Regions from separate parts of the Homo sapiens genome. Here region 2 is linked to region 1. A link is a contact called in ENCODE Hi-C data. All regions are on one chromosome and are shown on one strand. The core of a region is the stretch at or near the end of the contact, and the rest is flanking DNA. Distances in the headings are between cores, read along the strand shown. Region 1 overlaps CCDC146 (coiled-coil domain containing 146). Region 2 overlaps GSAP (gamma-secretase activating protein).

Evidence for each region. A loop is a pair of places that touch in the nucleus more often than their neighbours do. Pooled maps may share reads with other maps.
Region 2: a loop to region 1 is called in a map with no recorded cell type, with 4 times the contacts of the local background. The contact joins two enhancer-like sites. A Hi-C loop is called at or near these places in 2 of 37 single-sample maps with no recorded cell type and 10 of 50 pooled maps.

Annotation. Positions count from the first base shown.
Region 1 is chr7:77,266,930-77,272,750 of GRCh38, reverse strand. The region is part of intron 9 of CCDC146 (coiled-coil domain containing 146); the gene reads right to left. All of the region lies in intron 2 of LOC102723791 (a long non-coding RNA gene), which reads left to right. Among named protein-coding and RNA genes, the nearest start is that of CCDC146-AS1, 21 kb to the right of the region's middle. RefSeq lists a silencer at 975-1,157. Within about 2 kb of position 2,915, at least 6 of the 41 ENCODE cell types and tissues checked have a DNase peak (open chromatin) inside an H3K27ac peak, as active enhancers do.
Region 2 is chr7:77,388,841-77,394,661 of GRCh38, reverse strand. All of the region lies in intron 5 of GSAP (gamma-secretase activating protein), which reads left to right. Among named protein-coding and RNA genes, the nearest start is that of GSAP, 25 kb to the left of the region's middle. RefSeq lists an enhancer at 920-2,119. Within about 2 kb of position 3,286, at least 2 of the 41 ENCODE cell types and tissues checked have a DNase peak (open chromatin) inside an H3K27ac peak, as active enhancers do.

The sequences.
Region 1 (5,821 bases), core at 1,666-4,165:
CTTGTCAGATTCTTTGTGATGAAGACGAGAGTAGAGAGGAGGACATGTGGCAGCTGATGGGGAAAGGGTACCATTCAAGGCTACAGGGAGGGTCATCTTGGGGTGCTTCCAGCCTACTTGACTTAGAGCAAGTTTAGAGTTGGCTATTTACACCAAAAGCTCATGACTCCAATCTGATGTGGTTCAGTTCCTACTGTGACAGCACACACTTGTAGGCCCTAAGGTTGAATAATGGCCAAAATTTAGACCCAAGAAAGGAATATCACACTGTCTAGTGATTTGAAGGTTACTTAACAGGATCTTTTTGAGGATCATGCTGCTATGTTAAAGTCACTAAAGTGTGTCTTTGGATGCCCCATCATCCATGAATCAGGGTATCTTCAGTAGCACCTTCTGTACCCTCAGGTGTCCATGTCCTGCTTTTCCATTGGGTCTCCTACCCTGGAGCACTAGCTCTTGAGATGCACACACTGGACTTAGGAAAACGAGATGTGGTCTTGTGAAACATGTCTGACAATATACAGAATGTTGTGGGCTTAACAAACATAAAATTGCTATAGCAGATCAGAAAAGGGAGAACTCAGTATAGAATTGAATAATTGGGAAAGCCTTCCTGGAAGATGTGAATATTCATCAAGGAAGTGTTGATTTCTCCTTTAGGAAAGTCAAGTTAAGACCTCCTGGATAGAGGAACTCCAGCAAACATCCTGGGTCCCTGTCTGATTCTCTGCTACAGGTGTGCCTGGAGTGGGCTGTCCTCATGCTCAGCTCCCGGGTGTCGGCAGATGTAAACGTGAATAACAGGGCCCAGGAACCCTTATGAGGTTTCGACAGAAAATATGATGAGAACACACTCACTAGCTACTATGTCAACTAAAGGCTCTCGACAGATTTTTCTGGCTTGAGGTCTAGACACTTTGGTTATTTCCAATATTTTGAAACACAAACAATACTTCAATAAATTGTATTCATTTTTGAACTCTGGCTACTGCTTCTCTGATACCATTTTAAATTCTCTGTAAAGCCCAGCTCTCTAGTTTCAGGCAGGAATTAGGTAGGCTTGGCTTGTGGAAGAGGTGACATGATAAGCCATTGGTAGCAGAGCCTCCTGGTTGCCTAGCCAATAGCTACCCTCCACCTTGATCTTAGCAACTCTATTAGTCAGGGTTCTTTGTATCTCCATATATATATATATATATATATATATATATATATATATATATATATATATATATATCTCCTATTAGTGTGTGTGTATATATATATATATAAAATAAAAAGGGGAGTTTATTAAGTATTAACTCACAGGATCACAGGGTCCCACAATAGGCCATCTGCAAGCTGAGGAGGAAGGAAAGCCAGTCTGAGTCCCAAAACTGAAGAAACTTGGAGTCCGATGTTCGAGGGCAGGAAGGGTCCAGCACGGGAGAAAGATGTAGGCTGGGAGGCTAGGCCGGTCTCTCATTCACATTTTTCTGCCTGTTTATAGTCTAGCCACACCGGCAGCTGATTAGATTGTGCCCACCCAGATTAAGGGTGGGTCTGCTTTCCCCAGCCCACTGACTCAAAGGTTCATCTCCTTTGGCAACACCTTCACAGACACACCCAGGATCAATACTTTGTATCCTTCAAGCCAATCAAATTGACATTTAGTATTAACCACGACAGCAACAGAATGCTGTTTTTTTTTTTTTTTTTCCAGAGCTGCAATGTATCCAGGAGTCCTCACACTTCTTTGCAGCTGGGGGTGCCCATATGAGCTAAGACAAGCCAATGAAATGTAAGTGGAAGTCTGTGAGGAGGGGTCCTGGGAAAGTGGCTGTTTTCCTGTTAAAAGGAGCTGGCCAAGCCAGCAATCATTTATGTCTTTTGCTCGTTGCCCTTCCTCCTCCTTTTGCCAGTTTATGCTTAAGGTGGAATAGCCATTTTCTGACCATGGAGAAACAATGTACACACTAAGGTTGACTGAAAGGGGAGCTAAAAGGATCCTAGACTTTTCATTATGTGAAATAACCGGTTGTGCCTACCTGTGCTCTTTTTATTAAGTGAGTAAAACAACTCCCTATTTAGCAAAATCATTATAGTTGAGTTTCTATTACTCATTGAGGCCAAATTGCAAACCTAACCTAATAGGTGTTTCTCTTGAAAGGAAACCTTCCCAAGGTAATCTGGAAAATAGGCTGGAGTTAGACTGAAGTCTCCATTAATGTGGGAGGAAAATAACTATCAAGTATCAAAGTTCTAACTACATGGTCTGGAGTTACTTGAGATATTTTCCATTTCTTTTGAGCCCCAAACTGCATATATCAGGTTTTGTAAGCTTATGATAGTTCTTTTAGTTTTTATAGTGTAGCATTTCACATTTAAAAATGTATTTATTGTGATTGTGACCAAACAACAGAAATGTGTAAAGTAAAAAAAAAAAAAAAATCTGCTTCCTACCTCTGCTGCTTCAAGTACTACTCCCCAGGAGTCACTATTAATAGTTTTGGTGTCTGTTCTTCCAGGCATTTTCAATGCATGAATAATCATCGGTAACTTTCATAAAAGTTAAGAAATTAGACATTACTTGTTGCTGTAAATATCCCAATTATTTGATATCAGTGAACCTCAGCTTAACACTTTGATATTTTTCTAAAGCATTCCAACCTTTCATGAGGCTTGTACCTTGAGTTTCTGGGAGAGTCTCTATGTACAAGTCAAACGCCATAGGAGAATCAAACAACTGTCTCTGGGGGGAAATACATTCTGAAGAATAGCTAGAGCTCTTCATGTTTACCTTTTATCTCTTTTAGTTTTGGATTGCATGCAAGTCTGAAAAAATGTTCACTTGGGCTGGGAGTGCCTGGCCTGACCCACTCCTGTTTTCAAGTACTGCCAGCTGTGGGCAGTGGCTGGGCTAATTATAAATCACAGGGTCAAAGAGGAAGTTAGTCTCTCACTGAAACTGTACTAGAACAAAACCAGATTTTTCTTAAAATCAACAAAGGAAAAGGATTCTAATACACTTTAATTTCTGTTAGTTTTATATTCTATGGGTGCTTAGTTTTATATTCAATGGGTGCTATTTTGTGGACTTAATAGCTAGTAGTGTCATAATATAAATAGCTTTTATAATATTTGTTAAAATCTGAACAACTTGTGCGCATTCCACTGCAAACTCCTCTTCGGTCAAAGGCCATGCCTCACATATTTTGTGTCCAGTCAGATCAAACTACAGTGACAAGCCTCACCATCACAGACAGCTTCCAATTAGATTTATAGCAGCCCATGCTTAAATATAAGCAGATAGCCAAGAATTACCATATATTGGAGGAAAGTTTCTAAAAAGAAAGAGACAAAAACAAAAAAAGAAAAATACAGAAAAAACACGGAGAAAAAGTCTTATTTAGGAAAAGAAGAAGAAAAAGAAACCATCATTAATAGCCTCAATGAGATAAGAGATTAAAGATACTATGAAAAAGAAACATCCAGAGAACAAAGAGAGCACAAGGAAATATAAAGTATGATAGCATAATGAAAGAGTAGAAGGGTTGAAAGGAAAACTTGAGGAAATTTCTCTTTTAGCAAGTCAAATGACAAAAAAGAAAGGAAAATAAAAGAAAAAAGAAAATTAGAGGACTGTTTTAGAAGGTCCAACATCTGCGTAAAAGGAATCCAAGACAGAATAGAGAAAATCAAATGGACAAAATTAAATAATCCAAGACAAAGTATCAGAACTTTGGAAGGACATATACTTCCATAGACAGAGAACCCATTCAGTGCCCCACACGATGGATACAATGGGAACATCATTGTAAAATGTAAAAATTCTGGAGGCAAGTAAGAGATCCTACAAATTTCCCAGCATGGAAAAAAAAATGGCTTCAAATAAAGGATCAATATTTAGAATGACATCAAATCTTCTTCATAGTGAAGCTAGAAGGCAGTTAATCTAATGCCTTTTTCCTGAGGGAAAATGATTTCCAACCTAAAATTCCATATCCAATTAAAGCACTAATTGTCTGTATGGCTAGTGTGAGGGTAAAATATTTTTTAGCATGCAAGGTCTTCTGACATACAATTTCCAACACACAAAGTCTTAAACAATTACTTTTTCACTAACATTTTTCTCATGAAGCTACTGGAAGGCATGTCCCCTCCTCCAAAAGGGGGTAAGCTAAGAGAATAAAATAGATGAGACCCATGAAATAGAGTCGGAAGAGAGGTGAAGGGCATCAGCAAGATGATGGAGTAAGGCTCCTAGAATGAGAGCAGTGCAGTAAGCACATACAGAAATGGACTACTTTGGAACAAGTCAGAAGGCTGAGAAAGAAAAAGGCAGCCCCTGGTATCCAGGAGCAGAACTGGTACTCATAGGTAGGCCTTGGTATTCCCCTGTTGAACATAAACAATTGCCCAGAACATCAACTTCAGACAAAGCCCCTCTGTAATCATGATGGATCAGGACAAAAACAAGGCCACTCCATAACTGTATTTGAACATAGACAAAAACATGAACATTGTCCAAGCCACAAAATACCATAAATTCCCCTTGTATAGCTTTGTTTAACAATCACAGTTTTGGTCTCCATCTAATCTTTTCTTTTTCTAGGTAAAATTTAAGATACTCTACCACAGAATTACTCTCATTTCCTGAGAACATCCTAATTCAGGGCAAAGTCCCATTTCTTTAAACCGTTCCTCAAGTCACATGACACATATCCTGTAAGTCCTTTCTAATACCCTCTATTGAGACTCCCTACAATTCTCCATGGCGTGTGTTCTCCCTTGCTGCAATATGTAATAAACTCAGCGCATTCAACTGCTGATGTATTCCTGTTAGTCTTTGGCTAGAGGTCATTGATGAGGCTTAGAAGAGATTTCTTCAAGAAGAGTAAATGAATAGGCCATCAAATGTGTTTTAATATACTGAGAGGAGATTTATATAATTGGAGAAGAATTTGGGATTGAACTGATAAGCACACCGAAAACTATAAAAGTGTAAAAACAGGATGTTTATAAATTCCTGGGAACACAAAATTTTGTAAGGGTAATTATATAATATCACATGGCTCAGGCACGAATAGCCTTTATATGTTCATAATAATAACAAATTCTGAACTAATCAAAATTATGACATGAGAATACCGTGTATACAGAGGGACAAGAAATGTATTTGTGATGAACAGGGGTCTAAAGAGGGCTGAATCCTCATCTTTTATAGTGATTAAAAAAAAAAAAAAGATCAAGTCTACAACTGAAAACTCAAGTAGCAGCATCATAAGCATGTTACTTGGGGTATGAAGATATACCAAAAGAACTGGCTGAAGAAACAGCGCTTGATTAGGAAGATGACTTGATTAGGAATGGGAAATACATGGACAAACTTTCTATGCCTGGGGCAGACATCACCAATCAACTACAGAGCTTCTATCTGACAAGTCAGCACTGGGCCTCAGAATCCTTTGCAATATTGGGCCAGGCGCGATGGCTCACACCTGTAATCCCAGCACTTTGGGAGGCCGAGGCAGGTGGATCACCTGAGGTCAGGAGTTTGAGACTAGCCTGGGCAACATGGTGAAACCCCATCTCTACTAAAAATATAAAAACTAGCTGGGCTTGGTGGTGGGTGCATGTAATCCCAGCTACTCAGGAGGCTGAGGGCAAGAGAATTGCTTGAACCGAGGAGACAGAGGTTGCAGTGAACCGACACGGTGCCACTGTACTCCAGCCTCAGCAACAGACTGAGACTCTGTCTCAAAAAAAAAAAAAAAAAATTCCTTTGCATTATCATCACTACAGGGAGCTACCCCCAAATGGAGGGAGCTGGCATTTGAGA
Region 2 (5,821 bases), core at 2,037-4,536, 120 kb before region 1:
TAATTTGATAATGCCCCATTTACTGGTATACTTTTCTTCCCTGTTTCATTTTTCCCAGTCTCTTATGCCAATGCTGGCTAGAGTGATCCTAGAGTTATATTGCTCCCTGAGATAAGTTCTTATCTTAGTGTGAATTTCCCCATAACTGTGCCTGAAGCAGAGATTTGAGTCCAATTAATTTATCTGGGGAATGATACTAGGAAAGGCCATTAGGGGAATGTTTAAACAGAGACCTGAAGGTGGGGATGGAACAAGCACGAGGCTATGGAGAAAGCACATTTCTGGCAGATCAAACAGTCATCACAGGACTATACTTGGTAGACTCGCTGTTCAAGGATAGTGAGGAGGTCAGTGAGATGAGTGGAGTGAACAAGGGGCAGAGTGGTAGGAACTGAGGGCAAAGGAAAAAAGAGGTGAGGTGCAGATGGATCACGTAGACTCAAGGAGGCCATTGTAAAGGTGTGGCCCTCATTCCTAGTAAAATTGGAAGAGATACGCATACTGAGCAGGGACATGATCTAACTTGCTTCATAAAAGGATTGCTGTAGCTGCTGCGTGGAAGATGGACTGCGGCAGGGCAAGGAGAGAATTATTACAGTCTAATGGCTTGGACTGGTAAAGTGAAGCAAGGGCTAAGTGGCTGTGTTTGGCTGTATTCAAAAGATCGACTTGTCAAGATTGGCTGCTTGGCCAGGCACAGTGGCTCACGCCTGTAATCCTAGCACTTTGGGAGGCTGAGGCAGGTGGATCACCTGAGGTCAGGAGTTTGAGACCAGCCTGGCCAACGTGGTGAAACCCTGTCTTTACTAAAAATAGAAAAATTAGCCGGGTGTGGTGGCACACGCCTGTAATCCCAGCTACTTGGGAAGCTGAGGCAGGAGAATTGCTTGATCCCAGGAAATAAAGGTTGCCGTGAGCAGAGATCGTGCCACTGTACTCCAGCCTGGGTGACACAGTGAGACTCTGTCTCAAAAAAAAAAAAAAAAAGAAAGTATATATGTATATATATATGCATGCATGCCGCCGGATTTCATGGGAACATAAGAAAAAGAGACAAGTCAAGCGTGACTCACTTTAAGGTTTTTGGCTAGAACAGGTAGAAGGGCATGTGGGTGTGTATGTGTGTATGGGAGGGGCAGGAAGGAAGAGTTTCATTTTGGACTTGCTCAGTTTGACATGCCTAATAGACATCCCAGTGGAGATGTGAGGTGGAGTTTGGAGATGAGTCAGAAGGCCAGGTAAGAGGTCACGGCTGGAGAGGCACATTTAGGAGTCATCAGTATATGAAAGGTATTGCTCATCATGGGAAGGTTTCATTTTGTTCAGTAAAGATTTCAGATGATGTAACCAGAAAGCACTATAGGATTTATTAGAATGTTTTATTTGAACGAATATTTTGGAAACGTTTATTTTGTCTGTCCATCAAATGGCCTTACAAGCCATTTGATTATAAGATGTGGTTTGTCTCAGGTGGGGTTTAACACTGTTGCTTAAAATAAGATTTTTCCACTGTAGATGAGACAAATTGTACCATTTTTTTGTAAACAGGGTTCTTTGATCCACATACTTTACAATGCAGTTTTTTTTTCTTTTTTTAATCAGTAATGCTCCTTTTCTTGGCTGTAGAGATGGCAGAGTGAATATTTTACTGAGAAAATGGACTTCCATAGGAAACCAGGCTCTGGCTGTCCCCTTCATCCTCCCCTGTGGAGTTGCATTTGCCACAAGTCACAGCAGATTTCCACTGGGCAGCAATTGGGGTGACCATATGGGTCAGGGGCCCCATTGCCACTGAGATTTTCCAGAACTCCCTCTCACCATCATAGACAGTCAAGTGTCACAGATGCTCTGTGAAGCTGTGATTCGGTTCAAGAGCTTGAATAACCAGAGCTCCTTCAGAACCAGGCCATATTGAACTCTCCCATCCTTGTCACCATTTCACAGCATGTGCCTGGATCACACCATGGTCTTTTGCTCACCTCCGTTCTCCTCATGTCATGTCTATCCCTCTGCCTGATCCTGCTGTCTCTCCTTGTGGTATCCAGATATTGCCTGGTCTTGTCTTCCCCTTCAGTGATGGTCTCCCAGTCTCCACTGATAATCTTTTCTTTTTTGAGACAGTGCCTTGCTCTGTCACCCAGGCTGGAGTGCAGTGGTGTGATCTCAGCTCACTGCAACCTCCAACTTCCGGGTTCAAGCGATACTCCTGCCTCAGTTTCCCGAGTAGCTGGGATTACAAGTGTGCGCCACCACGCCTGGCTAATTTTTTGTGTTATTAGCAGAGAGGGGATTAGTCATGTTGCCCAGGCTGGTCTTGAACTCCTGAGCTCAGGGAATCCGCCCACCTCAGCCACCCAATATGTTAGGATTACAGGCATGAGCCACTGTGTCCAGTCTCCACTGATATCTTGATTCTCAAAATTCTTTTTTTTTTTTTCCTGAGATGGAGTCTTGCTCTGTCACCCAGGCTGGAGTGCAATGGTGTGGTCTCGGCTCACTGTAACCTCCGCCTCCCAGGTTCAGATTCTCCTGCCTCAGCCTCCTGAGTAGCCAGCACCGCAGGCATCCACCACCACTTCCGGCTAATTTTTGTATTTTTAGTAGAGACGGGGTTTCCCCGTGTTGGCCAGGCTGGTCTCGAACTCCTGACCTCAGGTGATCCACCCGCCTTGGCTTCCCAAAGTGCTGGGATTACAGGTGTGAGCCACCACTCCCGGCCATCAAAATTCTTAATTTAGCACCTCATAGAATAATGGGATTTTATGGCTGAAAGGGATTGTAGAAGTAATCTGGTTCTTTGGTCTTTCATTTTATTCTGATTATTTTTGAGACAGGGTCTTGCTCTGTTGCCCAAGCTGGGGTGCACTGACATTCTTATGGCTCACTATAGCCTCGACCTCCCTGGCCCAGGTGATCTTCCCACCTCAACCTTCTGAGTAACTGGGACTATAGGCACACACCACCATGTCCAGCTTGTTCTTAATATTTTTTTCATTTTTTTGTAGAGATGGGGTTTCACTATGTTGCCCAGGCTGGTCTCAAATTCCTGGCCTCAAATGATCTTCCTGCCTTGGCCTCCAAAAGTGTTGGGATTACAGGCGTGAGCACCTTGCCCTGCATGTTTTATTATGTTTAATAATGAGGCATTGAGGCCTAGGAAAGCTTGGTGATTTGCTGTGAAGTAAATACCAGGATAATGGCAGAACTGAAACTAGAACTGATGTCTCTAGAATCTTAATTCACGATGCTTCCTTTTTCACTGTGAAAGCACATGGTATGTTATTGAGAGAAATTACTATTTGCAAAGGTTGGCTCTTATTATGCTAGTAGTATTAGTCAAATGTCTGGGTTGTACTTGAGAAGGGAAAAATTAGTGTAGAAAGGTGTTTTCTGCCTTCAAAGATCTTCCCATTTTAAAGGTAAGAAAATCTTGCTGATAGCTGGCTGTCTCCTTTGGGTACAAATTCCTGCTTAAAAAAAAAAGCCAAATATATGGTTATTCTTTTTCTTTTTCTTTTTTTTTTTTTTTTTTTTTTGAGACGGAGCCTCATCTGTTGCCCACGCTGGAGTGCAGTGGTGTGATCTCAGCTCACTGCAACCTCTGCTTCCTGGGTTCAAGTGATTGTCCTGCCTCAGCCTCCCGAGTAGCTACAGATGAGTGCCACCACACCCGGCTAATTTTTTTTTTTTTTTTTTTTTTTTTTTTTTTTTTTTTAGACGGAGTCTCGCTCTGTCACCAGGCTGGAGTGCAGTGGCGCAACCTTGGCTCACTGCAACTTCCGCCTCCTGGTTTCAAGCGAGTCTCCTGCCTTAGCCTCCCGGGTAGCTGGGACTACAGGCGTGTGCCACCATGCCCAGCTATTTTTTTTTTGTAATTGATTTGTATTTTTTTATTTTTTATTTTTATTATTATACTTCAAGTTTTAGGGTACATGTGCACAACGTGCAGGTTTGTTACATATGTATACATGTGCCACGATGGTGTGCTGCACCCATTAACTCGTCATTTAGCTTAGGTATATACCAATGGAACAGAACAGAGCCCTCAGATATAATGCTGCATATCTACAACTATCTGATCTTTGACAAACCTGACAAAAAGAAGAAATGGGTAAAGGATTCCCTATTTAATAAATGGTGCTGGGAAAACTGGCTGGCCATATGTAGAAAGCTGAAACTGGATCCCTTCCTTACACCTTATACAAAAATTAATTCAAGATGGATTAAAGACTTAAATGTAAGACCTAAAACCATAAAAACCCTAGAAGAAAACCTAGGCAATACCATTCAGGACATAGGCATGGGCAAGGACTTCATGTCTAAAACACCAAAAGCAATGGCAACAAAAGCCAAAATTGACAAATGGGATCTAATTAAACTAAAGAGCTTCTGCACAGCAAAAGAAACCACCATCAGAGTGAACAGGCAACCTACAGAATGGGAGAAAATTTTCGCAACCTACTCATCTGACAAAGGGCTAATATCCAGAATCTACAATGAACTCAAACAAATTTACAAGAGAAAACAAACAACCCCATCAAAAAGTGGGCGAAGGATATGAACAGACACTTTCTCAAAAGAAGACATTTATTCAGCCAAAAAACACATGAAAAAATGCTCATGATCACTGGCCATCAGAGACATGCAAATCAAAACCACAATGAGATACTATCTCACACCAGTTAGAATGGCAATCATTAAAAAGTCAGGAAACAACAGGTGCTGGAGAGGATGTGGAGAAATAGGAACACTTTCACACTGTTGGTGGGACTGTAAACTAGTTCAACCATTGTGGAAGACAGTGTGGTGATTCCTCAAGGATCTAGAACTAGAAATACCATTTGACCCAGCCATCCCATTACTGGGTATATACCCAAAGGATTATAAATCATGCTGCTATAAAGACACATGCACACATACATTTATTGTGGCACTATTCACAATAGCAAAGACTTGGAACCAACCCAAATGTCCAACAATGATAGACTGGATTAAGAAAATGTGGCACATATACACCATGGAATACTATGCAGCCATAAAAAATGATGAGTTCATGTCCTTTGTAGGGACATGGATGAAGCTGGAAACCATCATTCTCAGCAAACTATCCCAAGGACAAAAAACCAAACACCGCGTGTTCTCACTCATAGGTGGGAATCGAACAATGAGAACACATGGACATAGGAAGGGGAACATTACACATCGGGGACTGTTGGGTGGGGAGGGGGGGAGGGATAGCGTTGGGAGATATACCTAATGCTAAATGACGCGTTTTTTTTTTTATTTTTGTAGAGACGGCATTTCACTATGTTAACCAGGATGGAAACAAAAAACAAAACAAAACAAACAAACAAAAAATATATATATATATACACACACACATACTTTTAGGTCAAAAAAATATATATATATACACACACACATACATACACACACGCATACTTTTAGGTCAAAAAAATGTCAGTTCGTGCTATTTAATATACTAATTTAGTCATACACATTTAAGATAACAATAAGAAAAATTCATTTTCCCCCCCACATACTCACCTCTCAACAGAGCATTTCTATTCTATTTTTCTTCACAAATATCTTTGACACCAATGTCTTTCTTATTCCTGGAGCCATTTTTTGAGTCATCAAGTAGATTCCCAAAGTAACTCATCCATACCCTTGGTTGTAAGATCCTGTCACTAGGATTTTCATCCTAAGCCACAAGCACCCATTTACCAAACATTGGATTTCCATTTGTTCTGTAGTATGTATATTATATGATTCAATATAATAACTCACTTACTGTCTTTTTCAAGTAATATTTAAAAGG